2 separate regions of the Mus musculus genome follow, and region 2 is linked to region 1. Evidence: chromatin loops called from intact Hi-C (ENCODE). Cell type or tissue: left cerebral cortex. All regions are shown on one strand. Each heading gives the region's core, and the rest is flanking DNA. Links, peaks and the distances in the headings are about the cores only. Region 1 holds the start of H1f6 (H1.6 linker histone, cluster member). Region 2 holds the start of H4c12 (H4 clustered histone 12).

Region 1 (16,336 bases), core at 3,845-11,844:
AATAATGATAATAATAATAGATCTTTATTCTCGCTTTGCTTTTTCTTCCTCCTCTCTATTTTCTTAGGTATAATTTTTCTCACATTTTCTCTACTCTCATTGGCCAAACTTAGAAAAGTTCGTCATTTAAATTTTCAACAAATATGCATTTCTATTGTTAGATTTTCCTTAAACAATTGAAGTTATGGACACCAGGCTCTGGGTTTTATACATACTTTTGGATTTTAATATACTGAGATAAATATAAAATTCTTAACATGTGTAACATATATTATAAAATTATTTAGGAATTCTACATAGATGATTCAGGTTCCAAAATATTGGATAGAAAAACAAATAAAAAACCCAAAACACTACCACTTGCAAGTGTGCATTAGAAATGCACTTTTTAGGGGTCGTGCATAAAGATAGTGCTGATGGTTCTAGACTCTCAAGAATCAAAGGCTGGTCTTTTGGCTCAGTCAATTGTAAATATAAAGAGGAACGTTAATCAGATAAATGTTAGGTGAAAAATCAATGGGCCTCAGCACACACTGGCATTGTGGGTGTTTCTGGAGTGGCCTAAACACATGCTTGTTTTTCCTTTAGGACCCTCTACAATCCCTCGAGACACATGTGGCTTGGTGGGCTGGTTCTTTACAGCCTCTGTGCTCCGCTCTGTGCTCTGCTCTGCCATGTTGTGTATCCCAGGCACACTCCTAGCCCCTGCTTGTTTCTTGTCTTCCTTAGCTGCTGGATCTCTTGAATTTTCCCCATTTCTTTCTGCGTGGCAAACTCTTCCCAGCATCTGCACAGCCACTTCCTTCCTGGGCAGCGTCTAATCCACCTCTTCCCACTGCTCTGGACAGCAGTGTGCAGTGTGGACTTGGGGTTACCTGTCTGTAACCTCAGTTATCCTTTGGTTTAGTTACCCGAGCATCCCCAGGGCAGATCCCTCAGTCTGCCACACAGTAGGCACACATACATGACAATTGAATGGATCCAGTTTGAAAATAAATTGTAAAGGTAAATTCTACACTTCCCATGCTGTGCAGATGTAGGTTACAAAATCCAAAGGTGCCTTCCTTTAGAGATCTGCCGTTTCCTGACAGAAGCTTGTCAGAAACTACTGAAGAACTGCTCTGACTCCTTTTTTTGTAAGTGTCTGCAAAATGCATGATGAAAGGAAGTCTTCCTAAAATGAAGCGACAGCTTGAGTATTCCAGGGGTCAAGTGAGAGTCACAATCACCTTCGATGGGCTTCACTTCCGGCCCACTCCCTGCCACGCTGATATGCCAGCCCACAGCTATTAGAGGGAATTATCTATCATGCAAACCCTGCATACATTTCTTGTACTGGCCTTGATCATGTAGAAAGCATAATTCAAGATATACTTTTGTTTACTTATCAAGAACAATCAGGGAAAAAAATTATGACACCCCCTCATTTGACTAAGCATTGTGGGGGGGGGCACTTTTTCATTAAATAGTTTCTATTTATTGTAAAGAAAGATAGAAGTGACCTTTCTAGCAGCTGCCTGACGGAATGAGTATTTGAGAGGATGGAGGTTTTTGGAAACTTAATGCCTGCCTAATGTGGGAATAGCAAACACTACTTTCTCAAACTGTTCTCATACAAGAACACTTGTGGTCCTGTGCAGGCAGCTCCATGGGGCTGCTGGGGAAGCCGGTGCTCGACCTGTACCATCCCCGCTCCTGGGCAGGGCCAGTGCTTTGGTTAGGAACAACCTGTGCTCTCTGTTTTCACCTGGCAGAGTCCTAGGCTTCCATCAAAGGGAACTTCCAGGGAAGACTAATTAGACGGAGCCTGCCCATTAATTCTTTACCCCAACCAGGCTCAAGGGGTTCAGAGGGTTGGTTTTTACTGCATAGGCCCAGCATCTATTGATACCTGGGTAAATCAATCTCTCTGTTGCTGAATTTCATTTTCTATAATCAGGAGGGGAGTAGTGGTAGTTATGGCATAATGTGGTTATGATGACTAAGCCATTGCGTAGTATTTATAGGCTTCTCAGAACACAAGCGATCTCTAAGAAAAACCTCCATATGCTAGTTGTCATTGTTCTGTCTTAGGTAGAACAGAAGGTACCTGCAGGATAGCTGAGTGAGTCAACCTTTCTCTCTCTCTCTCCCTCTCTACAGGAGGAGCAGACCTGACATCGTTTGTACCACTCAACAGTGCTGGATGCTGTAACCTCAAGACAGTGCAAATGGGTGATACTAGCAGATTAACCACCATAGTTTCAGAACTCAAGGAACAACTGAGAAGCACCATTTTAAATTCTATAAAAATGTTCACTGTAGAAATTTGTGATAAGAAAGACACACAGACGTAGAAAATGAGAATACTTGCTGCAAAATTAAGATGCTCCTAGCAAAAGAATGCTTTTAAGTGTTTGTCATGTATGGATATATATGATGTATATATAATAAATGTCATGTAAAGCAAAAAAAATGCGTCATGTTATATCACGTCATAAGAATAATTTTAAGTAACTAGGCTCATGCTTAGAAATCATGATTTATGTATTCATACCTATGTGATTGTTTGTGTTTTTAGTTATTTTGAGCCTCTATTTTTTTGTGGAATATTAGAAAGTACAAATCACAAATCTTTATAAATTTTCACTTTTTTTTTTCTTTTTTTGACTTGAAGGGAAAACATTAGATGGAGCAATTGAAGTGGAATGTGCAGGATGGAGCTACAGCACATGTGTGTGTGTGTGTGGAAGGCCTATTCTCAGTCCCTAGGACTGTTGTTCAAAGAGAAAAGGAGAGAGAGAGAGAGAGAGAGAGAGAGAGAGAGAGAGAGAGAGAGAGAGGAGGCAATGTGGTGACTTGTAACTCCATGACTGACTGAGGAGCCTTGGGCAAGAAGACTGGGAGCTGAAGGGTAGCCTTGACTATACTGGGAAACAAAAGACAAACCTGGACAGCTTTGTGCATGTAATTTTTTTTCTTAATGCTTATTTTCAGCTGCCTGGGACAAAATATGAATCCAAGCTTTTTTGTTTTCTGGATTTTAAATTATAGCACCTAAATCTTCACTAAATGCATTCCATGTTACTTTTAAAGCAATAGAAGAATATATTCTGCGAATCTGTAAAGATCTCCCTGATGCTTAGATGCCACTGATAGTTAATGACCTAGAAATTTTGTGTGTGAACAAGGGTCAGAGAAACCAAACGGATGTCAAGTGCATAGGGTGCTATTTTCCTGGGGAAGATCACATACAATGCCAGGAGGAAATCAGTCTGGGACTCTCAACTGTTAGGGGTTTTGTTGTTGTTTGTTTTTTGTTTTGTTTTTTTTTTCAAATGAAACAGACTAGAATAACACATATGAATCCAGATATTTTATTAAGATACCTTGTTTTCTGAAGTGTGTGTGTGTTTGCAACAGCGTATGCGCATGCATGTGCCTGTGCATGCCCAAGAGAAACAGAAACAGATTTTTTTTTGTCATCTTGCAACCAGAAATTTGATTTCTCAGCCTTCAGTTTTTATTTCAGAAATACTTCAAATATAGACTTTCCTCCACATTGTCTCCTTTGAAACTCCCTTTGAAATTCTGAGGTTCCTGCAAGAGAGCCCCAACCTTATACATTCTGTCTTCATCAGCAGTGTTGTTAATATTTCTGCAAGATACTTAAAGCCTAGGTAAAAATTACAATAACAGAATAGTTAATATTCTTGATCTTCTGATGGTTCTTGGGCCAGAGAATAATCAGCTCATGTACTTGCACAAATATTTAAAGGCTGTCACAACAGTCCTAGTGGGATTTCCATGGACTAAGACCCTGAGCTCCGGCAGTAAAGGACATTAAGGCAGGAAGTTCAGGAGACATGAGCCTGAAACCTTCACCTCAGTCTCAACTCCAAGGTCTAGTTCATGGTTTTGACGGATTGAAAGTCAAGGGTCAGTAGAAACGTCTCAAACAAGAGTAGCAAGGCAACTTACAAGCTGCTTAAGGACAAACACGTGACTTTGAGCACAAATGCCAGCCCTCCCCTCTCACCCCTAAACAGTATGTCTCTCATAAACAACCCTGGGAGTTCATTCCCCAAAGGAAATTCTTGAAGAGAAAGAAGTAACCTCTCATAAAATGTAATTAATTATTGACCTGCTTTATTAAAATTTAAACATGAAACATGGTTGAAGTTCAAGTGCAAGTTCAAAACTCATCACACACACACACACACACACACACACACACACACACACCTGCAGTGCTAGATTTGAACGTAGACTCAACTCATGCTAGACAGGCACTTTACTACCAAGACTCAGGACCAGTGTTTTCTGCACCATTTTTATTTGGAGACAGTATCTTATGAAGTTTACTTACTCTACCGTCCAGGCTTGGTTTGAGCTTGGATCATCGATCAAGTAGCTAGGGTTACAGTTTGGCGCACCAGGTCTAGCCAATTAAATGTTAAGACAGAAGCACAAACCTTTTACTGAGACACAGGCACCTACCCACTCTCATTTTTCTCCTTAATAAACAACTTTTCTTCATATTGCTTGAACTTCTCTGTAGCATAAATTGAGATCCCTGCCTCACAAGTGTAGGAATCTCCAGAAAGAACTTCGGCTGTGTGGTTACTGCATTGAGCCATATGTTCGGCGACATAATCACACTACACCCTGTCTTAGCATTCCCCATAATGGACTGGCTTTTATGCCTCCCTTCTACTTGAGTATCATGTTCCCTCTTTTTTTTTTTTTTTTTCTCTTCTTCTTTTGACATGTTATCATTTCCTAGCCCAAGGTGACCTCAAAACTCACAGCAATCCTCCCTCCCTAAGGAGGGAATTACCAGCAAGTTGCCACCATGCCCAGCGGTGAGCACATTTATTTCCAGACATGTTCCATGGATAAAGCCCCGGAAAGAACATTTCTCTAACACATCTGCAGAGACATCTACTAGACTAGCTATGTTAAGAGATTGGAAACTGTGATTCCAGCTTTCTAATGTTATAATTAAGGGTTCGGCACCGTGTCTGCTCCTCTAGAGGGAGATAAGACATAGGAAGTGGGCTATGGATGGTGTTCAGTTGGAAAGGAGTAGCAAACTTCTTCGACAATAGCCCTGAGACTGGCTGATTTGACCACGTAGGTGCCATGGGTAAGATGTTTATAACCGCATCCGAAGCCCTTCTCTTGAGATTCAGGCGGGGGAATAGCGAGCCTCTCACATGCTCTGTGGAGTGTTTATTAGGTCATGCTCCCTTCAAGCAGGCCTCACCTTGGAGTTTTGGGATAATTCTAGGAACACCGTCTAATTCCACAGTGAGACAGTCAAGACATCTGTGTTACTTCCATCACGTATATAAATAATTTCAGTGAGAATTAGGGCCTGCATAATTGATTTTCTTCACTAAATAGAAGCCACATATGTAGAAGACCCCTCCCAAGATGTTGGATACATTTTCTACTAAAAGTTACTTTTGAGTTAGCAAAGAAAAGAGAAAGTTTTCTTCTTCCTTTTGAATTTGATTGAAAATCAAGGACTTTTCCCACTAGTTCTGGCATGCAGGTACATTTGTCAACAAAGGGTAAAAAGTCGCGTGGAATCTAAGTCCCCGTGGGTCACCTGGTGTCATAACCTGAGCAATTCTGCAGTGAGCAGATATGCAAGATTCTACTTTTGGGGGGAAAAGAAACACAAATGCCCCTCCTCCGGGGGCGGGGGAGGCACCTGGGGATGCACCAATCACAGCGCGCCCTGCTCTATATAAGCGCCCCCCCCCCCCGCACGCCCCCACTACCCCATCACTGTTGGCTCTCCTTTAGTTTTCACTTGGTGTAGTTCTTGTCCAGCTCTTGACCATGTCGGAAACGGCTCCTGCGGCCTCAAGTACCCTTGTTCCAGCTCCTGTGGAGGAGAAACCTTCATCTAAAAGGCGAGGGAAAAAGCCTGGCCTGGCCCCTGCTCGCAAACCTCGGGGTTTCTCAGTTTCCAAGCTGATTCCTGAGGCCCTTTCCACATCGCAGGAACGGGCAGGAATGTCCCTTGCTGCCCTGAAGAAAGCCCTGGCTGCGGCTGGTTACGACGTGGAGAAGAACAACAGCCGTATCAAGCTGGCCCTCAAGAGACTTGTGAATAAAGGAGTCCTGGTGCAGACCAAGGGCACTGGCGCCTCAGGCTCCTTCAAGCTCAGTAAGAAGGCGGCTTCTGGGAACGACAAGGGCAAGGGCAAGAAATCTGCTTCTGCCAAGGCTAAGAAGATGGGCTTGCCCCGGGCCTCGAGATCTCCCAAGAGTAGCAAGACCAAGGCTGTCAAGAAGCCAAAGGCTACGCCCACAAAAGCTTCTGGGAGCGGAAGGAAGACCAAAGGGGCCAAGGGCGTGCAGCAACGTAAAAGCCCCGCCAAAGCCAGGGCAGCAAACCCCAATTCTGGGAAGGCAAAAATGGTCATGCAGAAGACCGATCTGAGGAAGGCAGCAGGGAGGAAGTGAGTTTCAAAGCCAGTTTTCAAAAACCCAAAGGCTCTTTTAAGAGCCACTTACATACTTCTTAAAATGGCCAAACACTTTGAACCAAAGTTAAGGTGGGCAGTTACTTCAGGTCGACCTGTCGTTGAAACCCTAGAGTAGAATCCTAGGGTCCCTATGTGTAGAATATTTCCAAATTTGGTTGTGTATTTGTGGCTTTACGCCAGAATAAAGGTCACCATTGAAACACACAATGTCTTTTATTCTAGAATAAAAGTCACCATTGAAATACACAATGGATGTATTTCATTCTAGAAACACCCTCATATCAAAGGAGATAGAGATAACGCCAGTAGGAGCTTCCACTCTGAAAAAATACTGAACTTACTCTTTCAAACAGCAGTAACTGGCATCCAGGCTTTCAAAGGACCACTATGAACCCAGATATTCAGTGCTTAAGCTAGAGGTTATATTTATTTTTCTTGAGTTGTATTTTTAGGATTTCCTCAGTGATGGATAAAAAAATAAAGCAAGCAGTTAGCAAAAAAACAGAACAACAACAACAACAACAACAACAACAAAACCCTAAAGTTTTTGCAGTTGTGCGATGTGTCAACAAAGATCTAATTTTGTTCTACTTTTAGAAAATAGTTCAATACTATTGATCTAACAGTTATTTTTGAAATGTTTTATGTATTTTATGAGAATAGCATGTAGGCTTCAGGAGAATGACAAAAACCATATTAAAAATTAAGGACTTCTTTATGAAAATGTTAGGGTTTGAGTTCAATGCCCCAACATAACAAAAAAAAGCACTGGGGAAGTCTGGGCTGAAGAACATAAACAAAACAAACAAAAAACAAAAATAACTCATCTTTTAAAGTGATCAAGTTTTATGGAGTGCCACAAATATTAAATTCACATTAAACTATTTTAGGCATTGGTATGAGGAATGACAAAAGATCATAGTAAGGTGGCTTGAGAGATTGTTCAGTCAAGAACACTTAATGCTTTAAAAGAAGTTTGTATATCAGAATACACAACAGCTGGCTCACAACAGCTTCTGACTCCAACTTCCTGGAAATAACGCCGCCCTCTTGTGGCAGATGGCAAACATGGCACACCCACAAGAATTTAAATTATCAAGCCACTGCACAACTAAACTGTATATAAACATACCATTAGGTGGTCCCTAATATAGATTATGTGTACTTAGGCCTTATTAATGGTATACAATTAATAACAGCTAAGCGTCTTCAGTTTCTGTAGTAATCAGCCTTTGCCTTGCTTAGATACAATGGTTCCTGCTCTCTCCTGAGCTTCTAGATGGCTCCAGAAGGGAATAAGCTCTTAAATGACCGGTATCAAAAGTGGATTGAGAAGTGACACGATCAGTGGAAAACCTTCAAATAATTCTAAAACAGTTCGTTCAGTATTAACTTCTGACAGTTCAAAATTATGGGCTTGTTATATTACCCAGTTAAACCTACAGGGTATATTCGGCTGCATGGCATAATTACTACCCACCACATAAGTATAGGACAGAATAACACTTAAACTACCTAGCAGGCTCGATTAAAGCTTCGGTAAGTGAACAACTCCTAGGAATTTGTGGGTGGCCCTGAAAAGGGCCTTTTGTTGACAGTGGAAATCGTTTGTTAGTCGATTAACCGCCGAATCCGTAGAGAGTGCGGCCCTGGCGCTTGAGCGCGTAGACCACGTCCATGGCGGTGACGGTCTTGCGCTTGGCGTGCTCCGTGTAGGTGACGGCGTCGCGGATCACGTTCTCCAGGAACACCTTCAGCACACCGCGGGTCTCCTCGTAGATGAGGCCGGAGATGCGCTTCACTCCCCCGCGCCGGGCCAGGCGGCGGATGGCGGGCTTGGTAATGCCCTGGATGTTATCACGGAGAACCTTACGGTGGCGCTTAGCGCCGCCTTTCCCAAGGCCTTTACCACCCTTACCACGTCCAGACATGGTTATGACAGCAGGGAGACAGCAATCGTCCCTTTAAATAGGCCTTCTGCGGACCTGGTTGAAAACTAGAGCGTTAGGCGGGGTTTCCGAATCCGGGTCTTGGAAGGGGGTGGAGAAAAAAGGATGCGTCATTGGAATCTGAATGTTTTCATTGGCTAGCAAGCCCCAGCTATTCTTTGCATGCGGTGTCTCTTAAAGACCACATTTAAATCCTGCAGAAAAACTTCATTCCCTCCTCCCCACCCCGACCCCATTCTTTCTCATGAAAGAAAGGCTTATTGGGGCCATTCCACAAAGCAGACATCCCCATTTCTCGTTTGCTTTTATTTCTGTCTTGTATTAAATTAGTTGATGGTTTCTTTGTGAGGACTCAGGTTAGATGTCCAAAACAGAGGTAAAATATGCCAAGACTGTCCCATGTCAGTAAAGTTTAATCTATTCCCGGCAGTTTTGTTTGGGTAGACATAAACATTGAAAAGGCATCTCAAATTGAGCACCCTAACTGCAAACTTCATATTCCCTATCTCGAGTCAGAGACCTAATGATTCCGTCTATCCTCTTTTTTAATAAAAACTGAGAAAGTCTACAAAAGAATAGTTAGGTTATCGGTTATCCTCTACCTGCTGTGATTCCAAGTTTGTTTCCCTTCCAGCCCTTATTAATCACAGCATGGCTTGCTCACCTTAAGAGAAGAAGTGTTTTGTAGAGCTGGTAATTACAGTACAGGGCTAATACTTGATTAAGGTCATTACAAAGTCTACAAGGTCCTGGTGAAGCTTGTGATATGATTAGTGATGTCAAAACAAGGCTAATCCGACCCCCGCCCCCCTTTTTAAAAAAAGGCAGAAGAGTAAGTAGCAGTAAGTCTCGATGCGGGTTTAATGTTGATTTTGGCATTCCAAATTTTAATTTAACAATGATGTAGAGGAGATGGCTCAGAAGTTAAGAGCATTTGATACTCCCCCAGAAGGCAAGATTTGGTTCCCAGAGCCTAAATGGTAGCTCACAAACATGCATAACTCTAGTTTCAGGAGACTGATGCTCTTTTCTGATCTCAATGGCACCCATGAATGCAGGCAAACTACTCACACAGACAAAGTAAAATATAGAATTAATATTATGGCTAGTAACAATTTTTAAAATAAAGCCTGCTGACCAAAATGAAGACCTTTAATTCCTGTCTTTTGTTACATATGTTCACCACAAAAACTTTATACCAGGGGCCCCAGAAAACTATGAATTACAAAGACCACATCCAGAAAAAAATAGTTTCAAAATATTCCTGATAAACTTCTAAGTCTATGGTTAATTTTGAAAAAATTAAATTAATTAAATTAACCATATTTACTTCTTACTGCAGAAGACAACAGAGGTCTGCTACCAGGTAGCTGTGGTAATTCCTTTTGAGGTTTGCCAAGAAATAGCAAGTGTTCTAAAATTGGCTTTCTTGGGGTGGAGATAAGTATTCTAGGGTTCATCAGCTGAATTAAAATCCCAGCATAGGAGCTGGTGATATGGGGCTCACAGCCATCCGTAATGAGCTCTGACGCCCTCTTCTGGTGTGTCTGAAGACAGCAACAGTGTACTTATTTATAACGATAAATAAATCTTTAAATAAAATAAAATAAATAAATCTTTAAAATCCAGCATAGCCATTTTCTAACTACTAACTAGCAATTTCAAACAACCAGTTGAATAATCTCTGTGACTTTCATAACTGAAGTAAAAGCTAACAATGATAAAATGTGTTCCTCATAGAACTCTTTGGAGGAATTAACATTGAGAACAGCCTTGCATCAATTAAATATTTAAATAAAACTACCTAAAATGTTATTTTTACAAAGAGATGGAGGGGTGGTAACATGCTTACTTGGCATGTGTTAATCGTTGGGTATGATTCTCAATATAGAAAACTATTCCACTTTAGAAAACACTCATTGCACAAAAAATGTTACTGGGTCTGCAAATTTTTATTCTGACAAATGGGGAGTGGAGTAGAGAAGATTTTCCTCCTAAGACTATTTTTCTTTTTCTCCACTTTGGGCAGTTAATAAGAAACAGCAGACCTGAACCATCAGAATCTTTGCTGGGCAGAAAATGGCCAGGTGATGTCCCTAATGTGTAAACGAATGCATATATGAGAGCACCCCTGCTTTCTAAACTCATGACACCCCAAGCACTGAAACACTGCATCGGTGTGCTGTATGTAAAAGAGGAGGGATTAGTCAACATAGAATAAACAAGTTATACTCCAAAATGTTGAGGAAGATTTGCAATTTCAGGTATCAGTCAGCCCATACACCTCTCGTACTTAGAGCTTTTCAGAATGGCTTCATAGCCATTATTGAATCAGAGGGTTTTGTTTGTTTGTTTGTTTTGTTTTTAAAGATATTGGTTTAAAAGTAACCGTTATGAGAAAATGTTGCACTGTACCTGCACTATTCTTCTTTGAAGCGTGTCTAGGGGATGCTGCGCTAGAGCTGTGCTGCACCACTTGAGAGGAAGTGCTCCCAGTGAGGACCTCCCAGCAGGCATGAGTCACCTCTTGAAGGAGCCTCCTAGAGCTTTGTCTTCTCTACACTCTGCACTTTTCGAAGTTCAGAGGACTCAGTCTTGCCTTGGCATACCAGCCTTTCCAGCACCTAGTACAGAATTCTGTTTTCTATACATTTCATGTATTTTCTCTTTTAAAACATCTACACACAGAGACACACTTTTGTTATTTGTTCTTTTAAGAAAGTTTCATGCGGCCCAGGCTGGTCTCCAGCTCACTATGTAGCTGAGAATGAGTTGGACTCTGGTGCAGTTGCCTCCCGCATTATGGGCGTGCCTAGCACATCTGGTGCTTTTCTGCCCAAGAGTGGCCCTTTCCACCAGCCCTTACCCTACACTTTGCCTCTCCGCAACCAACTGTGATGTACTGAAGTAAGCCACCAGGTGTCACCCTTCTTCTACCCTACACCATTGTGTTACTGTTTAACCAGAAGTGAGCAAAGATGGGAGATTTGAACTCTAAGTCTTAATTCCTCCAATGGAGCCCCTAAAATTATATGAAAACATCAGAAGTGATACAGAACATACAAAAATGCAAATATATCATTTGGCCGGTATAATTATTATACCATTGCTTAGCTGTAACACAAAGTGGAGGAAAGCCCGTGGCGTTTTGCTGTGTAGGGGGGGGGGGTATTTAGGGACAATGAATCACAGTGAGCTCTCAGCTTGGCTTGTAAATTAGCACTGATTACAGCTCAGATGACGGTGCCCTTATGGCAAAGGAAGACTGTCAATATCGTTACCACAGTGCCGTGAAAATACTCTAAAAGACACAGGTCAAAAACTACAAGTCTATAACCCATTGCTCAGGAGGTGAAGTTCAAGGCAGGCCTGAGCTACTTAGTGAGTTTGATGCTATCCTGGACTATATGGTATCCAACTTAAAAAACTTAAATGAAAACTAAACCAAAAAAAAAAAAAGCCAAAATTAGAAGTGATATAAGTGTCAATAAAATGATATGACTTAACCACATTCAAAAGATGGACTATAATATCAACTAACCTGTGTAGAGAGAAATACAATGGCATGCTTACCAAATCATGTGTTTATTAGTTGCACACACTTTGAGGAGAGTCATACAGAGACAACATACAAGCTGCTAGTGGTTCTTGTCATTCATTGAGGAAATGATGGAACTACGTTTATCTATTTCCAAAAATGAATCAAAATTTTGATTTTTTTTTTCCTACCTAATTTTCACAAACAGTAAATAATACAAAGGTCACAAAAAGGTTGAGGTCTCAGCTCAAATTCAGTGTTCATTAAAGAAATTGGAGCCATTGGTCTGAGGCATGTGGGTTTCAAGATGGAATTCATACCACGGAGACGCAGGCAAATGTGTGTTTAGGAGGAAGTGAGCATGTGCCATCCGGGTGGAGAGAGGAGCCCACACACATGTGCATACACGTGCACACATATGTGAACACTCATCCTCATGCAGACAGATGTATATACACACACAAACATGCAAGCACAGGCTTGACCTTTTTAACATTAGATGAATGTATTTTGTGAAATCTAGTAATGTCTAGGTTGTCTAGATTGGATTTTAAAATGTGCACAATTAACAATGAGCAGCAGGACCCCAGCAACTCCAAGAATTCTCCAAGCCAAATGACAGCTTCCATCCTACTGCCTTAAGATTGACAGATTGACAGATTCTCGGCTGCCAGGGCAATCACTTTAAGGTTCTGATCCAGAGGCATCAGCTTTGAGGGTACCAGACAGATAGGCTAAGCTTTTTAATGAAATTTAACAAAAACAAACAAACAAACAACAACAACAAGCCATATGTCAGAGGAAGCGGGAGACTGGTGGGCAGTGGAGTCACTACTTGCACCCTGTACTGGCTAGTTTTGTGTCAACTTGACACAGCTGGAGTTATTACAGAGAAAGGAACTTCAGTTGAGGAAATGCCTCCATGAGATCCAACTGTAAGGCATTTCCTCAATTAGTGATCAAGGGGGAGGGCCCCTTGTGGGTGGGACCATCTCTGGGCTGGTAGTCTTGGGTTCTATAAGAGAGCAGGCTGAGCAAGCCAGGAGAAGCAAACCAGCAAAGAACATCCCTCCATGGCTTCTGCATCAGCTCCTGCTTTCTGACCTGCTTGAGTTCCAGTCCTGACTTCCTTTGGTAATGAACAACAGTATGGAAGTGTAAGCCGAATAAACCCTTTCCTCTCCAACTTGCTTCTTGGTCATGATGTTTGTTCAGGAATAGAAACCCTGACTAAGACACACCCTGACCTTTCCCTCTAACTTGGAAAGGATTCCTGATAGCTGAGGACTGGTGAGTATTTGGCAGCTATTTCCCATCTTGTGGGTCAAACTCACTGAAGAGAAACCCCAGGAGACAAGAAAAGGGCCATCTTCTTTCTCCACTCATTTCATGCCACTCATATAGTCGGGTGGTGCAGAGGGTGTATCTAAGAGCCAGGATGGCATTTCTACAGCTGTCTTTCTGTATCTCTGGTGAGTGGTTAGAGAGTTTTCACCTTTTGCATCTACAGAGAAGGAACATGGGTGCAGATAATAATTTCCACTTCCTAGACCCCTCAGGATGTCTACACATGCTTTATGTTTAGCGGGTGATCAGAGCAGAGTATATTATTGAGCACTTCCTCAGAACAAGTGCAAGCCACACTTCATTATGATAATCGTTCACCATTTTCATTTTCGAGACAAGGAGAGAGGGTACATCATAGGCATCATGTCACAGATGTCTATGATATTAACCTTTGAAAACCTCAAGTCACCTTTGTGCAGATATGAACACAGAGCCATTGTTATACACACAAACATCTACATTTTCTCCGAGGGTGATTCCTCAAGTTGCACAGTTGTGTAGCCTTCATGGCTTTATTGATGATCCATATATATAACACTCCAATGGCAGAGAAGTCAGGGCATGGTGACAGAGGAGTCACTCTATAACAGATGGAGGATAGTTGAGTGGGTCCTGGATTCTAGGATATAGGTGAAAAATTCTGGCTCAAGTATGTGTGAGCATCCCCGGATGAAGGTTCACAACTTCTTCAGATGTGGAAACGAATCATGTATCCACTAAACTTAGAGGGGCTCTTTACGTAGACATATGGAGTCTAGGTGCATGAAGGAAACATAGGATGCTTCCAAGAAGCAGCCTAAGAATCATGAGACCAGTTCTGGAGGGAGAGGTTGCAACTGGTGCAATCACTACTATTCAGGAACTGAACTTAACTGGAGAAAACACCTTAAGAAAGTGAACAGAGAAAGCTAAGAGCACAGTTCTCAGGCAGTTTCTGTGTGTTAGGTCCAACTGTGTCCTACAGTGGAGCAAGTGTGCCCCCTCCAAGTCTTTGGCTGAGTTTTCTCTCTTCCGTGGTTCAGCAGGCTGCAGATCACTCACAGTCTGTTAAGACATAGCCACCCATGGTTCCTCCTGGAAGGCAAGAGACCCAGGAAGAGGCATCACTGGCCAGGCATCACCTTGTCCTGTCCCTTCCCATCTCCTCCCTCCCTGAGCATGCTATTCATTTGACTCCATTTGATTTCAGAAATGGTTACTCTCCATTAGGGTAAGCTCTAGTGTGTTGTGTAAAGGTTGTCTTTGTATTACTCAAATGCTAATTTCTATACCAGGACTTGAGTACAGGGTTCAGTACTTGTGTAAGGAACCAAGTGGCAGTAGCTGGACAGAGCCAGGTGGTCAGATTTACTTAAATGAGTTAGTAGAGAGTTTGCCAAGCTAAGGCCAAGCTTTCATAATTACTAAAAAGTCTCTGTGTTGTTACCTGGGCTGTTGGCGGGTTGAGACAGTCCAGAGATAACCATCTGTATGGAACTGTTTAGTAGCTATCTAATGGCTTTTCTTGTCACCTAACTCACTTCCTCACAAACACATCGTTCCCTTGTGTTTTTGCGACTTCACCAGTGCCCCAGCTATCAGAACATAATGTTCCACAGGCCTATGTAGGCTTGCTTCTGTTTCCCTCTTGTTTTGTTCCATGCTACAGATCCCCAGAGAGGGGGAAAAAGAATGCATTGTGAGGAACACACAAAGTCAGGGACAAGGTCCAATAATACACTCTCCTACTCAGCATTGTGGTGTGTGTATGTGTGTGTGTGTCTGTCTGTCTATCTGTTTGTCTATATTCAAAGAGAGGGTCTCACAACAGAACCAATCCAGACTGGCCTTTAACTCATTGCAATCTTTTTGCTGATGTTAGGGTCACAAACAGCCATACCCGTTTTTCATATCCTTTCTGGATGTAGGTTGAGTATTTCGTCCAGTGACACCCCACGTTCTCAGGGTCTTCTTTAGCTACACATACTTGTCATGAATTCTATTCCACACTAGATTTAGCTTCTGGGACTTACCCAGTGGCTTTCTCAACCGGAAATCCCGTTACTCTACCTTAAATAACACCTGCACAACAGTAGGGGCCTAGAAGGTGTTTCCTGGATTAGGAACTTCTTGTCTGGGAAAACCAAAATTAAACAAAACGTTCCCAGAGATGGGCTGGCACTTTCAACACAAAAAGCACAGTGAGGGTTTCCTACAGAGGTCACGTTTTCTGCAGGAATAGTGTGTCCTGGAGGAAGAGGCACCATGATACTTCATTACGCTCCTACTCACCTGAAGCCTTCCTTTTCCTTAAGATTAGGAACAGAATTCCAACCAAGAAGATGGCACAGACGGTGACTCCACTGATGATTCCGATAATCATGGCCTGAGATTGCAAGGGCTCTAAAAACAACAAATGAGAATTCAAGCACATGACGGCCCCAGCCCAGCCCAGAGCAGACTACTCTCTCACTGCAAAGGTGACCACCTCCCCAACAGATGACCTCTGCCCTACATGCCCATCCTCACCCCAAGAGGCAGTGAGAGGCTGGTCCAGGCCTGGGTGCTCCACTTGACAGGTGAACCTTGTCTCGTCCCCAGGGGCCACGGCCAATGTCAGCCAGCCTTGATAGGTCTCATCCCCGTTAGGTAGCACCTTCTCGGGGTTGACATCTTTGGCATCCAGTGGTTGGTTGTCCTTCAACCACCTCATAGTGATGTTCTGGGGGAAGAAGTCCAGAGCCTGACACCTTAGAGAGGTCCCCGTAGAGGCCCAGTGGCGAGTCACTTTCACCAAAGTAGGCACTTGAAGGGAAAGAGGAAGTACATGAGGAGGCTGCCTTATTCCAGAGAAGAGAACTGGAATTTTCACTTCTCTTTTTGGGTAGGAAAAATAGCACACACACACACACACACACACACACACACACACAAAACAAAACAAAAAAACCCTGGCTGCCAGAGATGCCATTTGATATCCTGAAAATGGCTTCAAGATGAAGTCACACACTAATGGAGAACAGCCACTTCAGTCTTTC
Region 2 (16,336 bases), core at 4,969-12,968, 1.9 Mb before region 1:
TTAGCCAGATAATTACTCCTAATGGATATTCATGTAAACATTCTCTGTTGCAAACTTCTTTCTCAATTTATGATTGAAATTTATGCATAAACTTGTGATGAACTTTTTACCATCTGATCATGCATTCTGAAAGATATATAAATGCTGAAGACAAAGGGAAGAGACAAAACTGAGCTGAGGAGAAGAACTTTTTAGACAGAATGCTTTTTAGACAGATCTGAACAGCATTTTCTAGAACAGAACAGGATAATTTTTTAGTCAGGACACGAGAGCTTTTAGACAGAACTAAACTCAAGAAGAACTTAGAAGTAAAGGCGCAGCATTGGGAGAAAAGGCATTGCGAGTAAGCACATTATTGTGACCTCAGAGCAGGAGGGGAGAGCAAGATTAGAAGGGGAATGCAGAACAGAACCTTAGGAACTATCAGGTAGCAGAAGAAACTAAAAGAGCAATATGCGGAATTCAGAGGGAAAAAGTAAAAGAGAAGAAAGTGCAGAGAAAGCAGGAGAAGGCAGGCTTCTCCTTATCATGGGAGAGACCAGCCCTTTCTTTTCTTAACAACAAGGCAGACGTAGACTTACTAAAGAGAACAATGCTGTCTTCTTACAGACCTGAGCTTAGTTCATTTAGCAATAAAAGGGAAGAAGCTTTTTCTTTCTCTATGCAATAAAGACTGAAGCTCATTTTCCATCCAGAAAGAGTGAATCTTTTCTGCACTGGCACTTGGTCTTTTGCTCCAAATGGATATAAGTATGGATGCGTGTGTGTGTGTGTGTGTGTGTGTGTGTGTGTGTGTGTGTGTGTGTATGTGTGTGTGTGTGTGGTGTGGTGTGTGGTGTGTGTGTGTGGTGTGGTGTGTGTGTGTGTGTGTGTGTGTCTGTTTGTGTGTGTGTGTGGTGTGTGTGTGTGTGTGTGTGTGTGTGTGTGTGTGTGTGTATAAGTATATAAGTATGAGAATGTGTACAAGCTGGGCCTAACTGGTTTAAATGGCAATATATAAATATGCATGTGTTAATCTGTATATGAATTTATGTGAGTTTATACATATTTGCTCATGTAAAAGTTTTTCCTTCTGTGAGCCTGATTCTCTTCTCCTGGTTCAGAAGATTATTCCTCCAAACGTCCCTCTAGCCTGACAAGCAAGAGGCATCTGTTCAAAAGGGAACAGGCTCTAGCAAGTAATCCTTTTCTTAATACATTGCTGTTTTAAAGTAAGGTGCTACATCCCAGAGACTGAAGTTGCTGGTCTCAAAGGGACTCGGGCAGGTCTGGTACAGTAGCAAAGTGACTTAGACTTAGATAAGTAAATATTGTTATTATTATACAGCAACCCTAAGTATCTCATAAGACCAGTTCTTAACCCAATATCTTGTAAAAGTAAATTCAACCCCTGCCAACACTCTTCCCCCTCCACTGCCTCAAGAAGAAACACAAGAAAGAAGATCCTCCAGGGCTGGCCCCCACTGTTACTTAGGGATACATGACTAAACTCTTTATTGTTAATATTTTTCCAGTTAAAGGATACATTTTGAGAAAGAAAGCATTAAAGTGTTGGTTATAATGGATCTTTTTGAAGTTTACCAAGTTAAGCACAGGCCACATATTGTTTCCTTAGTTTATAGAAAACAATTTGGGAATAGTCATATACAATTGTGAAAACTACTATTATACATTGTTTATAGAAAATTGAGAAAACTGTACACCCCTTGTTAACAAATAGAATTTCATCAATATGAAGGTTTACCAACTATTTCAAAATATGTTTTAAGATAAAACATTTTATATTCCTTATTACAAAAGTGAAACACAAAAATGCCAACAGACTGGTTTTGTCCTTATGTATGTTATGATTATTTGACTGCAGTCATAGCCAACTCGTCTGGGGATGTACTAGAAGCCTCTTTGATTTTAACACTATCCATAATTTTGATCCTGTAATATCTAGTACACAACATTACCCTTCCTCATATTGATGTAATTTCTTGCAAGGCATATTCTATTTTGTCAAAAACAAACAGTTCTTCCTTTCCATACACTTGTCAAAGAACCATGACACAAAGTTCAGACTGACAACCAGTTTTTCCAGAGGCATCAGAACTTGAATGCAGCAGCATGACGATGCGGCCAAAGACTTCAGACAGTAGGTAGGTTACAGGGTAGGAGAGGTACAGATGCTGAGGGTAGGCCCAGGTTTTGGAAGAGTTCCAATGAGCTGTCTGTCTCTGAAGGTCATGCACAACAAAGATCTGCAATGCCAGAGACCTGGGACTGAAACAAACAGGCTGAGGGTCTGATACTCGAAACACTCGAGTTCATCCTGAGGGAGGCAATGCCTAAGAAAGACACTTGCCACACAGCCCCTGGACTGGTTTTAGATTTTCTATGCCGTAACCAAAGCCCAGTTTTTCATTCAAGATAACACAGCAACAATTATTTTGGACTGAATGTGCCAAATCCACTGTGCTCTTCTATCCACAGATGTGTTGTTATCTGGCACACTCTGTTGCTTTTGCAAACTATCTTCTGAAACTTTACAAAAATATTCGATTACACATCTAACAATATTAGCACAAATACTTAAGTATAATAGCTTTGTAGAAAATGGGATTCATATTTTCATCCCTGTTCATAAAACAACACAAAAGAGTGAGCAGATTTTCTACAAAATATTCTATTAAGTTCCATTTCACAAGTATAAAGTTATTTTAAAATTTTTTATTTTTTTATATTTTAAAAAAAGTATGTTCTTTTATGTTCTTTAACTTTAACTTTTGATAACTTTATCATTGAAATACAGCAGAAGTAAACATTAGATTTTTTATACCATATCATTAAGCATCTTTTCCAGAGGTGAACCATACTTAGAGAAATTCATGGTCTTGTTATCCTTGCATTATAAATGTAACTTTCTGGTATATTTGAAATTACAGACATGATAGGTAAAACAAGATCCTAAAGTGTGTTTGATATAGATATGGAGCAAACTGTGCTGTTGTGTTAATGCACATAAAGGGATAAAGATCCAAGAGACTGATGGTATATGTGATGTACTATTTAAACATAAAATACCTGAATGCTAAAATTCATGATATCCTAAATATATTTCGTATATGAAATGCCTAAGTCCAGCCATTTAATGGTGCTATTCATTCTAGAACTAGGCGCATTTAGTTGCAAAACTACCAATAAAACGTCAGAGTATTCAAGGAGTTTAGGTTGAGCCACGACAGTCCAGGCCAATTTTTCTGCTTACTGGAGTCATTGGTCCAGCTACTTTCCACTTTGTCCAAACTGGGACACTTGTCTTCATAACCAATGAAGAAGCCTGATGCAGCAGTAAGAAAAATAAGCCAGAGATGTTATATGTTGTAATTCTGGCACTCCAAAGATTAAATCAGAAAACTAAGTCAGGAATTCAAGGCCAGCTGGGGGTATCTCAAAAAGATAAAGAAAACAAAAACAAAAAACAAAACAAAAAATTAATAAATAAAATCTTGCTCCACTTCTTTTTCTTTGCAGTAGGATTTGCATTTAAATTGATTCAAATTTTGTATTATTTATTTAAGAAAAAGAGTGATGTGGACATCGATGATGTAGAAGTCAGATGAGGGAATCAGATATTCTTTAGTTGGAGTTAGTGAGTTATGAGTTGCTCATAGTGGGTACCAGGAAGTGAACTCTTATCCTAAAGAATATCAATTGCTCTTAACCTTTGAGCCACTACTCCAGCCATAATAAATTTAATAAACTATATTTGCATATAAATTTTATCCAAGTTGCTGTACACCATTGAAGTGCTTGCTTTGTGGTGCATTTGGGTGGTTATATATTGTTATGGAGAATAAGATATCCCTCAGTGGTTGAGCTGTTTTGTTGGTGCTTAATTGTGCTTTCATTTTCATGTAAAAGAGAAAGGATACTGGTTGCAGTGTCCTGTTAGGACACTGTGTTGTATTTATTAGCCTTAGGCTACTAAACATTCAGAAGCTAAATAAGAAAACTTAAGCTACAAATATAAAATTAGAAGTCATTAAGGAACAGATACTATTTAATGACCCAGTGGATGGGATCTCCAAAGGAGTGTGGAAAGAAATAGTTTGTGACTTAAAAGTTCTACAGGCAAATGATGTGTTAGAACTCACCAAATGCGGACAATGAAAAGACATTGTCAAACATTGGGGTTTCAATGTTGCCTGAAAGACCAGCAACCCACAGGAAGTTCTAATAAGTCATAGTTTGGGCAAAACCACTCAGCGACTCTGAAATCAGAGTTGCTGGGAGGGAAAAACAATCAGCTCTGAAGCATGATCTGGGAGCAATACTGGCTACTTCTGAGGCAGAGGCAGAAAGATCACAGGTTTGAGGCCAGCAATGGCAAACAGAAGGTTATGGGATGCTGGTAATGTTGTATCTACAGAATGAATTCAATCTCCAGCACTACTCCTAAAACTCAAAAGCCCCCCCCCCCCCTCTATGGCATATCTGTACTAGAGAGCTAGAGAACCAGCTGGTGTGTGTGTGTGTGTGTGTGTGTGTGATGTAATACTGTCAATTATACCGATAAGTGAGATCACAGAAAAGATCATGTCTTAAGCACAAAGCCAGGAAAATGGCATTTACTAATTGACGTGTTAAAACTCTCTGATACACCAATTAGTTCACTTTACACAAAAATGTGAAAGCTGACCATTACAAAGTAGGTCACCCATGTCAGAGACATTACTTGTATTCTTGGTCATGAGGACTTTCTAACCCTTCTGACATGAGTACAGCGCTTCAAAGAATTAAGTGGGTGGCCCTGAAAAGGGCCTTTTGTAGCAGAAATAAAAGACAAAGACTTAGCCTCCGAATCCGTAGAGGGTGCGGCCCTGGCGCTTGAGCGCGTAGACCACGTCCATGGCGGTGACGGTCTTGCGCTTGGCGTGCTCCGTGTAGGTGACGGCGTCGCGGATCACGTTCTCCAGGAACACCTTCAGCACACCGCGGGTCTCCTCGTAGATGAGGCCGGAGATGCGCTTCACTCCCCCGCGCCGGGCCAGGCGGCGGATGGCGGGCTTGGTGATGCCCTGGATGTTATCGCGCAGCACTTTGCGGTGGCGCTTGGCGCCACCTTTACCGAGCCCTTTCCCGCCCTTACCTCTGCCAGACATGACTGCACTCAGGACAGCTCAGAACAGAGATGCTGACAGGGAGCCTGAGCGCCGCCTTTTTATACTGCGGCGGGCGGACCGAAATGAGAACCTGCAGGGAAGAGGCGGGAAGTTGCGCCCGCAGCTGTGGGGGAGGGGAAGACTTACCAAAAAGAAAAAGGGCGCCTTTTGTTTCCCTGTCCGAGCTTTCTGAGGGAACTAGCTCCTCACGCCCTTTTAAGAGTTTGGAGAATCGAGCGCACAATCAGTACACTGACTGTACAAAATACAGAAAGCCAAGCGGCCCCTTAACAACCCGTAACCCCGTCCAGAGAGGACACTGCAGGCGGCTGCTAAGGCGCTTTGGTGCTCAGTACACACTTTCCAACGTGCAAACCGTGCTCTGAATTACCTTGTGTTCCTTCTCTATTGTAACCACATTTCAAATGTTTTTTGTTTTTGGTTTTTTGGGTTTTTTTAGTTCAAACTTACAAAAAGCCTCATAATACCTGTATTATTCTCTTGAGAACTTTTCATAAAAGCACCAATCGGTATTACTCATCTGCATCGCTTGGTGAATCATTTTAAGTTTAAAGTCATTTTTCACCGTTAAGTGAATTTTTCATCACTATACTTACGGTCACTTCTGATATTTCTATTGTGACCATATTAAATTTAAGCTTATCTATATTGACATTTCATCGCTCTTATTGCCAACCTCATTTCTCAAAGATTTTTTTTATTTAATTGACTTTCACTAATATTTTCAAGAAAATATCCAAGTGGGTTTGTGAAGTCTGAACAAAATATTTGAAGACAGGGGTTCATCTGTGACTACTATGCTCTGTACTAATACTCTCTGTACAGTACAAGTATAATGAAAAACACTTTTTTTTAATCTCCTGAAACTTTTCCCCCACATCTACTAAATTAGGATCTGTCAAGAAAATTGATGGAAAAACTATATTTACAAAAACTGGTTGATTGACAGGAACTACATATATGAGAGGTATGAAAACAGTGAAATTGGAGTGTCACAGGTTCTAATGCTGGTTGTCTTCTTGGTCACACTTTATGCTCTGAATGTGGTCCTCTATGTCTAACAGTTTGTGACTAATAGATAAAAACCTCATTTGTAACCTCAACATAGCAGATCAGTAGTTTCCACCAATCCAAAAGGCAAGAAAGTCATCAGATAGTATCTGGGATCTGTAGAAAAGTTTCTCCCACATTGCTGCACATCTCTCCAATATGTTTAAACCTATCTTTACTTTGTTTTATAACTTCATAAGACTCCTTCCATGTTGGAACATGAAATTTGGAGAAACCTCTAGTATACACTGTTTCTTATTCCCTTTCAGGTGAGAGGTGAGTGGATTTTTTGGTTTTGTTTTTCTATCTGTCTCTGTGTGTGTGTGTGTGTGTGTGTGTGTGTGTGTGTGTGTGTGTGTGTGTGTGTGTTTCAACTATGCAGGGATGATGACGCAAGTCAAAGTCAGAAAGGTGGGAAAGGATAAACCATGAAGAGTATTAGGGCTGTACCAGAGAGCTGTGAAGAGGCACAGTTAAGAGCCTGTCATCTCCGCTCAGTAGAGAAAACAAGGACTACACTGAAGACTGGCTTCAGTGCCTGTGAATCCTGAAAGAAAGCCAATGGCTATTTTAGGAACCCAGATAAAATGATGAGTTTGGCTTGAACCCGTATGCTGGGACTTTTCTCCAGGTGTTCTGGAGGTGCTCCCATGTCTCTGCTTTCTATGAGGAAGTCTCATGAGAAAAAGACAATTAACAATAAAAAGTGACAAAGGAAGGGTTTCTTATTCCTCTGTTTCAAATTTGTCATTTGAATACTGTGGAACTTGAAGATTTGACTATAGGACACCAAGCAGGCTGGGAGGTCCAACAGGATGTATAAGGTTTTTGATTGTTGGTGGATCCTGGCTTCCATCAAGCTCCACATGTCCAAGAATGATGTGTGTTTGGTTCAGTCCGTGTGTGTAAGTGGAGTTTGGCACAGGATATAACAGGCAGTGGGTACTCGACCTGTGAGATGACAGGGAGACTGAGACCTGCAATTCTAGCTTCTCTCTGCCGCAACCCTAAACCTGATGTTAGCTAGGAATTAAACTAGAGAACTCTTACAGGATCAGCAATCATCCTTGACCACTTGGCCACTCCTCCAGCCCCCTAAATGACTTTTTCATGGTAACTGCTGTCCATATATACTCCAAATTGTTTTCAGATAACATAACTCTAGTAATAGATTTACTACATCAATCTTCAACCTTCCTTTCTAGAGTTCCTTTTCTGCTAATTTCTTCTACTGACTCAGAATAAATAGAAATATACTGAATTGTATATCTTCGGCATTTCTTCGGCAAGTCTGTTGGCAGCAGAGGGTTTTTTTGTTTGTTTGTTTTTAACATTTTCTTTAACCTCAGCCTCCTTAAAAGTTTGTGCAACCACGGTAACCTTTATCTTGCATGTAAGTTATAAGGTGTTTACAAAAAAAAAAAATCTTCTGCAATGTAACAGAAAAGGTTGAAAGGGGGTATAAAGCTGAACAGATTCCCAAATTTTATAAAAACGACAGACGTCATCCTGTAAATGCTGAGGGAACTAAGTAGTCCCTAAGCTGTAACTTGCTCTTCCTCCTAGAATGCACTACAGGAAGATACAAGCAAACTTCGTGGCCTGAAACATTAAAACGTAGTAATAGCTACTAGTATTTATAGGTCAGTAAATTAAATTTCACACTGGCTTGTATAAATAGGTTGGATGCAACAATTCTAAAGGCATTAATAAAACTAGGGTTAGGTTCACATTATCTCAGTGTTGCACTCATTAGCCCAATAATGATCCAAAGTAGCACAACTCCTCCAAGTGTTTTTGTAGGTGGCTCTGAAAAGAGCCTTTGGTGGTTGGAAAGGGTTGCTTTCTATCAAGGGCCTCACTTCCCCTTGGCCTTGTGGTGGGTCTCGGTCTTCTTGGGCAGCAGCACGGCCTGGATGTTGGGCAGGACGCCGCCCTGCGCGATGGTCACGCGGCCCAGCAGCTTGTTGAGCTCCTCGTCGTTGCGGATGGCCAGCTGCAGGTGGCGCGGGATAATGCGCGTCTTCTTGTTGTCGCGGGCCGCGTTGCCCGCCAGCTCCAGGATCTCGGCCGTCAGGTACTCTAGCACGGCTGCCAGGTACACCGGGGCGCCGGCGCCCACGCGCTCCGAGTAGTTGCCTTTGCGGAGCAGCCGGTGCACGCGGCCCACGGGGAACTGCAGGCCGGCCCGGGAGGAGCGGGTCTTGGCCTTGGCGCGAGCCTTGCCACCCTGCTTGCCTCTTCCTGACATGGTAGAACCTAGAATATAAGCCTGCTCAGTAAGTGGTTTGAAGGCAAAGCTGACAGTATTTATAGTCAATGCAGGGCATGAAAAAGTAGGAATTTCATTGGTTACATAGAAGCATTGCACCTAGACCAATAACAGAGTTGCATTGAAAAGCCCTTGCTATGATTGGGTATTTGGTGGATGACGACTGCTAATTCGCGATAGCTATAGCCACAAGTTTGTTTAAAAGGCAGCCTGTGCAGACACACTTTACATTTCTTTTCTTTCTGTATCTTTAGGCTTTTGGTCAGTTCCTACCATGCCTGAACCCGCTAAGTCCGCTCCCGCCCCGAAGAAGGGGTCCAAGAAGGCCGTCACCAAGGCCCAGAAGAAGGACGGCAAGAAGCGCAAGCGCAGCCGCAAGGAGAGCTACTCGGTGTACGTGTACAAGGTGCTGAAGCAAGTGCACCCCGACACCGGCATCTCCTCCAAGGCCATGGGCATCATGAACTCGTTCGTGAACGACATCTTCGAGCGCATCGCGAGCGAGGCGTCCCGCCTGGCGCATTACAACAAGCGCTCGACCATCACATCCCGGGAGATCCAGACGGCCGTGCGCCTGCTGCTGCCCGGGGAGCTGGCCAAGCACGCCGTGTCGGAGGGCACCAAGGCTGTCACCAAGTACACCAGCTCCAAGTGAGTTCCTTTAACTCACACTCCTAACCCAAAGGCTCTTTTCAGAGCCACCCACACTTTCAACTAAAAAAGGCTGTTGCCCTGTATTCACTTTGGGGTTCCTCTAACTCACTCCTGAAACAAAGGCTCTTTTTAGAGCCACTCACTTTATTGGAAGGATGTGCACTTTGTGAGATAATTGCTTAGAAATCTAAAGACTTATGGAAGGTGTCAATTCCAGAGGTTCATGACTAGAAAGTTCCCTTCCACACTATAAACTTAACTGGTCTTAACCTATACATATAGCACCTATTCCTACCCTCTTGAATACAGTGTTGTAAGCCGTCTTTCTTTTTTCCCTCCTCTTTGCATTAATTTAACAGAAGTAAAACATACACTCATCTTGTCCTTATCAGTTAGTGGCTTCATTAGCCAATTACTGTGCTGCGCGGGCAATTTCAAATTTAAGCGCCAGAGATAGTGGCGTTTGTTTCTCCACCATTCTTGGGGTGCTTCCCTTATCCACTGTTTCTGATGCTTGGAACAAATTTAAAAGGAAAAGTCAGGCCTTTGCCTGCTGTTTCCTTATTCTCACCTTAATGGGATTTTCAGTTTAAATATTGCAATAGATTAGTTGAAACATTTTTAAATCTTTCTGGAATCTACACGAAATCGCTCCAGTTCTTTTGGTGGTACATTTTTATATGATTAGTGTATTCTAGTGACTCCCAGCTCATAAGCAACAGTTTTGAATTTTTTGTTTGTTTGTTTAGGGGACATGGCATTCTTTCAGACAAACTAGTAGAAATAGATACATGTTTCTTCATTTTTTTAAATGAATTAATCGAGATAAATTAACAATACATGTCATATACAGAAGAAAACAGCTGAAATAAATTTCAGGCATGTTTTAGGAGGTTCACATACAATAGCACTTCATAAAATCAAAACCAAATTAGTTTTGAAGTTCATATAAAAGTGTGTGATTACCAACTAATAATATTGATAAGTGAAAATAAAAAATATTACACAGAGACTATTTGAGCGATAAAGGTCGGCTCAGATGTCTGGGAAGCACAGAGCCTCTGAAAACTTTTTGGGAACAGAAATTTGCTCTTGCATGTTTGACATAATTTGCTTTACATTTCGGTGTGTGTTTCCTATGTCATCTTGGTTGTCACATACTATATATATGATAGTATAGATACAATAGAGAGGGAAAGAACCTGTGTAAAAATTCTAAACTTCATTACATTTTTCATAAAGAAAAATTTATGAAAACCTTGTTTCTCTAAGTATTTGTATTTTCTTTTACTATGAAGAGGGATAGAGGCCAATAACAAGGCTCATGGGTTTAGATTTGGGCTAAAATTATGTGTGAAAGATCAGGGCTAAGAAGAGGAAAGGACTCATCTTATGTGGGAAGCAGAGTACAAAGGCTTTATTCTTAACCATAAACTGTTACAGCTCTGGTTACAAACTAAACAGTGTATAATGCACCAAACTATAATGTTTGGATTTTTTTTTCGTACTATACAAAGAATACTTTTTTTTTGTCAAGGAAATACTTACTGGAGTGTGAAGGCAGTAGGCTGCCATAATTATGCAAACATCCTCTTGTTTTCAAGGGATGGCTAGCAAGTGTATTGTCTTGGCCTGACATCTTTCACCAAATTTTCATTTCCCCTTTTCTGTTTAACCATATTTTGTAATATAATATTGAATATGGATGATCAATATTGAATTACTGTTTTGATGGTAAGAGAGGTTTGTTTTGTTTTGTTTTGTTTTGTCAGACTAAGAAGCAAATAATCGGTACAAACACCCCAGGATAGGAAGAGCTTACAATCTTAAATTGATGAAATGGGTTTAATTGACCCAAGGCACCAATAATTTATTAGGTGGGTATTTATACCTACCAATGATTTATCACCAGATAGTTCATACAATGGTTGTACAAATATGTAATATGATACTATAATTTAATATTTCCTATTTCAGACTATAAAATGTTAAACGTTTTCTAACCTTATCTCAAGGGAATACGGTCTCATTCCAATGGACAGGAGAAACAGATTTGAGCCACAGTCCAATCACATCTTAATGACAATTGCCTTTGTAAACTAAAAATTTGGTCACCTAACATTATCACAGCTAACTCTAAGTCAGTGATTTCATTGTACATATACTATCTCTATGTCTTTGCATGTTTCAGAAGTTTTCTGAGTCAGAATGAAGTCTTAGAATATAGTGTACTTTTTGAATGCTTTGATGTAGGGCTATGACAGCAGGGGCAGCAGTGGTGGTGATGGCAGTTATTCCTGACACGATGACAATCATCAGCCCTTTTCTTCATTTGATCCAATATATGATAAAGCGCAGGCATGAAAGGAGATCCATCTGTACATGCATCCAAGCACCAACCGAAGCTCAAAGTACATAAATTCTCTGGGAGCTCAAATTAAAAGTAGTTCTAGCATTTAAACAAGTTTATAAAGAACAACTGAAACAAGACATATTTTTCAAACTGATTTCATGTAGATCTCGAGTCATGAACAAACAAGGAAGAGAAACACATGCCATGGTAAGATATATTCTTTTAAAAAAAGAAAACATAGTCTCATGGTTAATAGTATTCTTCCACATATTTATTTCTAGGCCCAAAAGTTGTACAATGCCAATAATAATTTCTAAAGATATTCTTGAGTAGCTCCTCCCTCCATATGAGCAGAGGGAGAGGACATCCCACCCACATGTCATGTTAACCCCTCAAACCCATTACTATGGATGGATGGTGTTGCTGTTATTATTATAGAGCTATCTTAATTCTTTGCCTTCCTGTTTGGTGTTAGCAAAACCTACAGGGCTACAGTCTATGATACTGCCATAAGAACTTGCACCTCTAGTCCTCTACTTTGTTACCAATGTATCCATTCCGGTAACTCTGAGACAGACAACAGGAGTGTGGCAAGAAGAAACAGGTGGAATAAAAGGTAGTAATGGTTCCTTTAAACCCTTCAGCAACTAAAATGAACAGCTTCTTCCTTTCAGGTTTTGTTCCTTTTCAAATAATAAGTAACATTTTCTAGATATCTTTTTCTTTTTCTTTTTTTTTTTTTTCTTTTCTTTTCTTTTTTGAGACAGTGTTTCTCTGTATAGCCCTGGCTGTCCTGGAACTCACTCTGTAGACCTTGTCTGGCCTTGAACTCAGAAATTTGTCTGCCTCCAAAGTGCTGGGATCAAAGGTGTGCGCCACCACTGCCCAGTTTAGATATATTTTTCAAACAAGGAACCTCATGTCCAGTACAAATATAAACTATTTCCAGCCCTATTTCATATGATGAATTCAAATGTAAATCCTCTTCACTTGGGAAATAAGGAACCTCTCCTGTCAGGGTCCTAGAATCCAAAAGAGGCGTTAGCTTGGGTGGCCTTCCTGGAGGCCTTGCCCAGCACGGAGAGGGGAGCTTTATTTCATTCAAGATTATAAACCATCTTTTCTCCTGCACTGGCTAATTTTTTCAACTGCCCCCAGGTAGGGAACATACTATCCACAATGGAAGGTAATGGGATTAGCCATGTGTTGAGAAGGCAAGTCAGGGACAAACCGGTCACATGTGGATTTCTCAGTGTCATCTGCTTTTCTGGAAAACAATGATCACCTGAATCTGTAGAAACATACACATACCCTTCCCCATTTTTATAACAATTATTTTTTTTTCCATTCTAAGAGTCTTCCTCATTATACCAAGGAGGTTGTAATATATTCCCCTCAACACTTTCTCCAGTGACAGCCAAGTTTAGTGAGCATAAGGTCATCATTTTTACAATTCAAAAGTTTTAAAATAAATACTGAATCTAATATGATGTTTCTAGCATTCAGGGCCATCCTTTGTCTTCTGTTTAACATCTCCTTTAATATTCTGTAGGTGTTTCAATGCTGGCCTGTTCTTGAGAATCCTAAGGAATACTCATAATATGCTTAATATTCCAATGTTGTAAAAATTCTTTAAGGTTCTGTGAAATATAAACTCGTAACATTCACATTCACCATTTTATTTTGTTAAGGAATACTCACAACATTAACAGCTTCTTTTAAGTGTAATATAACTGATAAAGCCTGTTCATTACTTAGCGCAGTGGTCCATTGAAATGCGGAAAATGTATCTATAGAATTATGTAAATACTGCAACTTCAAAAAATTTAATGTAGATTACGTCCAGTTGCTATATCTCATTTGCTATATTACCTCTGGGACTTTTACCAGAAGGCAATCAAGGCCTATGGAATGTTTGACAAGTTTCCCAATTTAAAGTTAATACTTTTACCATTCCTTGAGTTTCAGGAAAATTTCTTTGTAAAGCTCCCCAGTTAGCATGTGCAGGTTCTTGAAACTTAGTGGCTTCAAGAAGAAAAGTACAAGAATATAATTGATATATATTGATTAAATAATCTGAGAATTGATTAGCATTGACCAAAGAGCCAAGGAGATTGTTGTATGCTCTGATATGCATAATAAACTATGGGTTAGTGTGACACATTACTAGTTGTTATAACTGTGAAAATAAATGTTTCTATTTCATCATGGTAAAGAAAAGGAGTGCAACATGTTGGACAATGTATGCTGCATACTGTGAGGCTGTAATAATGTTTAAGGATAGGGAAACAATCTGACAAGACTATAATAATAGCAGGAAACTTGGCCTATTGCACAAATAAGTATGGGCTTTGTTATACTTTAGAAATATCTTTTTTATAAGAATATACAGCTGGGCAGTGTTGTCACACGCCTTTAATCCCAGCACTTGGGAGACAGAGGCAGGTGGATTTCTGAGTTTGAGGCCAGCCTGGTCTACAGAGTGAGTTCCAGGATAGCCAGGGCTACACAGAGAAACCCTGTCTCGAAAAACAAAACAAAACAAAGAATATCCCATAATTCTAAATTATTAGCATCAGTATATACAGTATTTAAAGTATATACAGTGCTCAATCAAAAGGTTCGTGCTTAAAGATAGGACCAAAAATAACATATGTTAATTTTAAAAGCTAAATACACTTGTGTTTGAATATTGATTATTCCTGGATCTGGCATGGTCTTGGTGGGGACAGAATGACACAGTTCCTGCCCCAGGACAGGATCAGCAGGCATGGTCCTCCAAGAGTGTCTGTGGAAAGCCTTTTGGGCTGCCACTTGGCAGGAGTCTGACATTGGCCAAAGACAAGGAAATCGGCTTCCAGCAAGAATCTGGCCACAATAAGGAAATAAGCTCTGATAGGAACCTGACAAGCACAAGGAAGTAAGAATCTGTTTTTAGGGTAGAACAAAAAAGTAGGCTCAGATATCTGGAACATCTTTATAACAGCTATCAACAGAGTGATCGTGGGCTTTGTGTTTACTGTCTAACTTGTTCCTTAGCTATTGTCCTTGTTAGTTCCTTATTGTATTGCTCACCCTAAATACTTGCATGTAATTAAAATGGTATTAAAAAGCAGATTGGGAAAATTAAATTTGCCTTCAGTCTCAGAATTGACTGGAGTCATGCTTCTACAATGTTGTCTTTTTTCTTTTTAATCCACACTCACAGCGCTGGAGAACCTGTTGACTGACTGAGCTGGCTTGGTCAAGTGTAGATGGCTGGCTGTCTTGGACTTAAAACTCGTTCGTACAATAATTGTACATTATTATACACATATTTCCACATTCCTCCAAGCAAAGACCTCTCTGTTAACATTAATGAGTCCAGTAGGCAAAGTTGTGGCTAATGTCACAACTTACTTAGCAAAATGGTAAACACTGGGACCTTCAGGACAGCCCTGAAGGCTGTGGAAAAGAACTCTTAAAACATGAATTCAAAAACATAATTTCTCAACTATACAAAAATATAAGCATGCAATGTGGATTGTATGAGGAGCTTCACAGATCTAAAGGAACAAAGGCCACTTACTCTATGAGCCAGCTTATCAGGAAGATACAAAGGCAGACAGATTCCTAAATTCAAGGTCAGCCTAGGACACAACAAGGTTATGCCCAGGTGTGGTAGAAATGGTAATTTCAGGAAGAGGTCCCACCCATCTAGTTTAGCATCAGCGTTTAACAGAGGATTACAGATCCCTGAATTCTTTGGCAATATTACAAGAAAATGTGTGTTTGCTGTCTCCTAAGAGGCTGGGGTTGTGGGAGGTCAATTCTTAGGATAATCAAAAGGAAACCTGGAGTAAATGACTGCATTGAAATACTGGACTTGTGACCTGCAGGAGATGAACTATCCAAAGAAAGTTTTTAGAATAGCAAGAGAGAAAAGCACTTGTTCAACTGTGTCCAGTAGAATAAAAAGAAAGGACTGACTGGAGGTCTCCAGAGAGAAAGCTGATCAGAGAGAAAGAAAATAGAACAGAGAGGAATCAGGCTGGAAAGCTGTCTCCAGCAGAACATAGGTCGCTAGCTTGGACCAGTGACTTGACTTGGAGTCTCTTGTTTCGCTGCTCCCAAACACCGTCTCTCAGAACCCCTCTCCAAGCCAAGGTTGGTCCTTGTCAAATTATTAACATTTTATATAATTACTTAAAGCTATCTGCCAATTTTCAAAAGATCCTTTTGTTACCCTCATAGTCTAAAGAAGAGATGCAATAAAAATCAGAAGGTTTAATCGGCTTAATAAGTTAACTCTTTGTTATTAATTTTACAGACTTTTTTGTTTTGTTTTGGTTTGGGGTCTTTTGATTTTTTTCAAGACAGGGTTTCTTTGTATAGCCCTGGCTGTCCTAGAACTCACTTTGCAGATCAGACTGGCCTCGAACTCAGAAATCCACTTGTCTCGGCCTCCCAAGTGCTGGGATTAAAGGCGTGTGCCACTGAAAGACCCACAACGTGAGGACTCCCCCACGTTCTGACTCAGGAGAGGTGACACCCCAAAATCACCAACAAGAAACGGTCTTGCTGCAAACTGCAAGAGGATTTTTATTCAAGAGCGCTCTCGGGCCCATGGTCACACACCACGCAGGGGTAGAGGACCTTGGCGCCCCGAGTAGCTGGATAAGGGGGTATTTAAAGGAAGAAACCACAACTCAAGGAGGTGGGAAGGGCGTTGTTGGAAAATACCAAAAATACCAGTTAAGAGTCACAAGGAAGTGCAAAGTTACAAGAGTCACGAGGAATACCTGATAATTGTGAGGGTTATTTCTCAAGACAGTTTCTAAGAGCCCCTAACAATAG

What was found. Hi-C counts contacts between places; a loop is a spot of excess contacts. Peaks named below come from ENCODE experiments on the same cell type or tissue, not always from the same donor. Only the 100,000 strongest peaks of a DNase experiment are listed, where the experiment ranks them.
Region 2: it touches region 1 in a loop (2.4-fold over the local background); 3 of 42 quality-filtered maps call a loop at or near these places.

What each region holds. Positions count from the first base shown.
Region 1 is chr13:23,690,034-23,706,369 of GRCm38, forward strand. It overlaps H1f6 (H1.6 linker histone, cluster member), which reads left to right and starts at 5,778. Exons shown (of 1, transcript NM_010377.3): 1 at 5,778-6,512. The coding sequence starts at 5,833. The coding sequence ends at 6,462. H4c3 (H4 clustered histone 3) reads right to left here and starts at 8,425. Exons shown (of 1, transcript NM_178208.2): 1 at 8,051-8,425. The coding sequence starts at 8,416. The coding sequence ends at 8,105. H2bc4 (H2B clustered histone 4) reads left to right here. Exons shown (of 2, transcript NM_023422.3): 2 at 2,143-2,447. It overlaps Hfe (homeostatic iron regulator), which reads right to left. Exons shown (of 6, transcript NM_010424.5): 4 at 15,828-16,103; 5 at 15,591-15,701; 6 at 12,001-14,393. The coding sequence ends at 14,353. In left cerebral cortex, for the core only: CTCF peaks have their summits at 7,543 (motif pointing left), 8,400, 9,982 (motif pointing left) and 11,351 (motif pointing right); DNase peaks (open chromatin) are centred at 7,544, 8,469 and 11,342; H3K4me3 peaks cover 1,492 bases; H3K27ac peaks cover 863 bases.
Region 2 is chr13:21,745,356-21,761,691 of GRCm38, forward strand. H4c12 (H4 clustered histone 12) reads right to left here and starts at 5,198. Exons shown (of 1, transcript NM_178211.2): 1 at 4,790-5,198. The coding sequence starts at 5,150. The coding sequence ends at 4,839. H2ac15 (H2A clustered histone 15) reads right to left here and starts at 8,557. Exons shown (of 1, transcript NM_178183.2): 1 at 8,022-8,557. The coding sequence starts at 8,472. The coding sequence ends at 8,080. H2bc15 (H2B clustered histone 15) reads left to right here and starts at 8,721. Exons shown (of 1, transcript NM_178201.3): 1 at 8,721-9,198. The coding sequence starts at 8,768. The coding sequence ends at 9,148. In left cerebral cortex, for the core only: CTCF peaks have their summits at 8,237 and 9,563; DNase peaks (open chromatin) are centred at 5,213, 8,599 and 9,567; H3K4me3 peaks cover 2,559 bases; H3K27ac peaks cover 1,292 bases.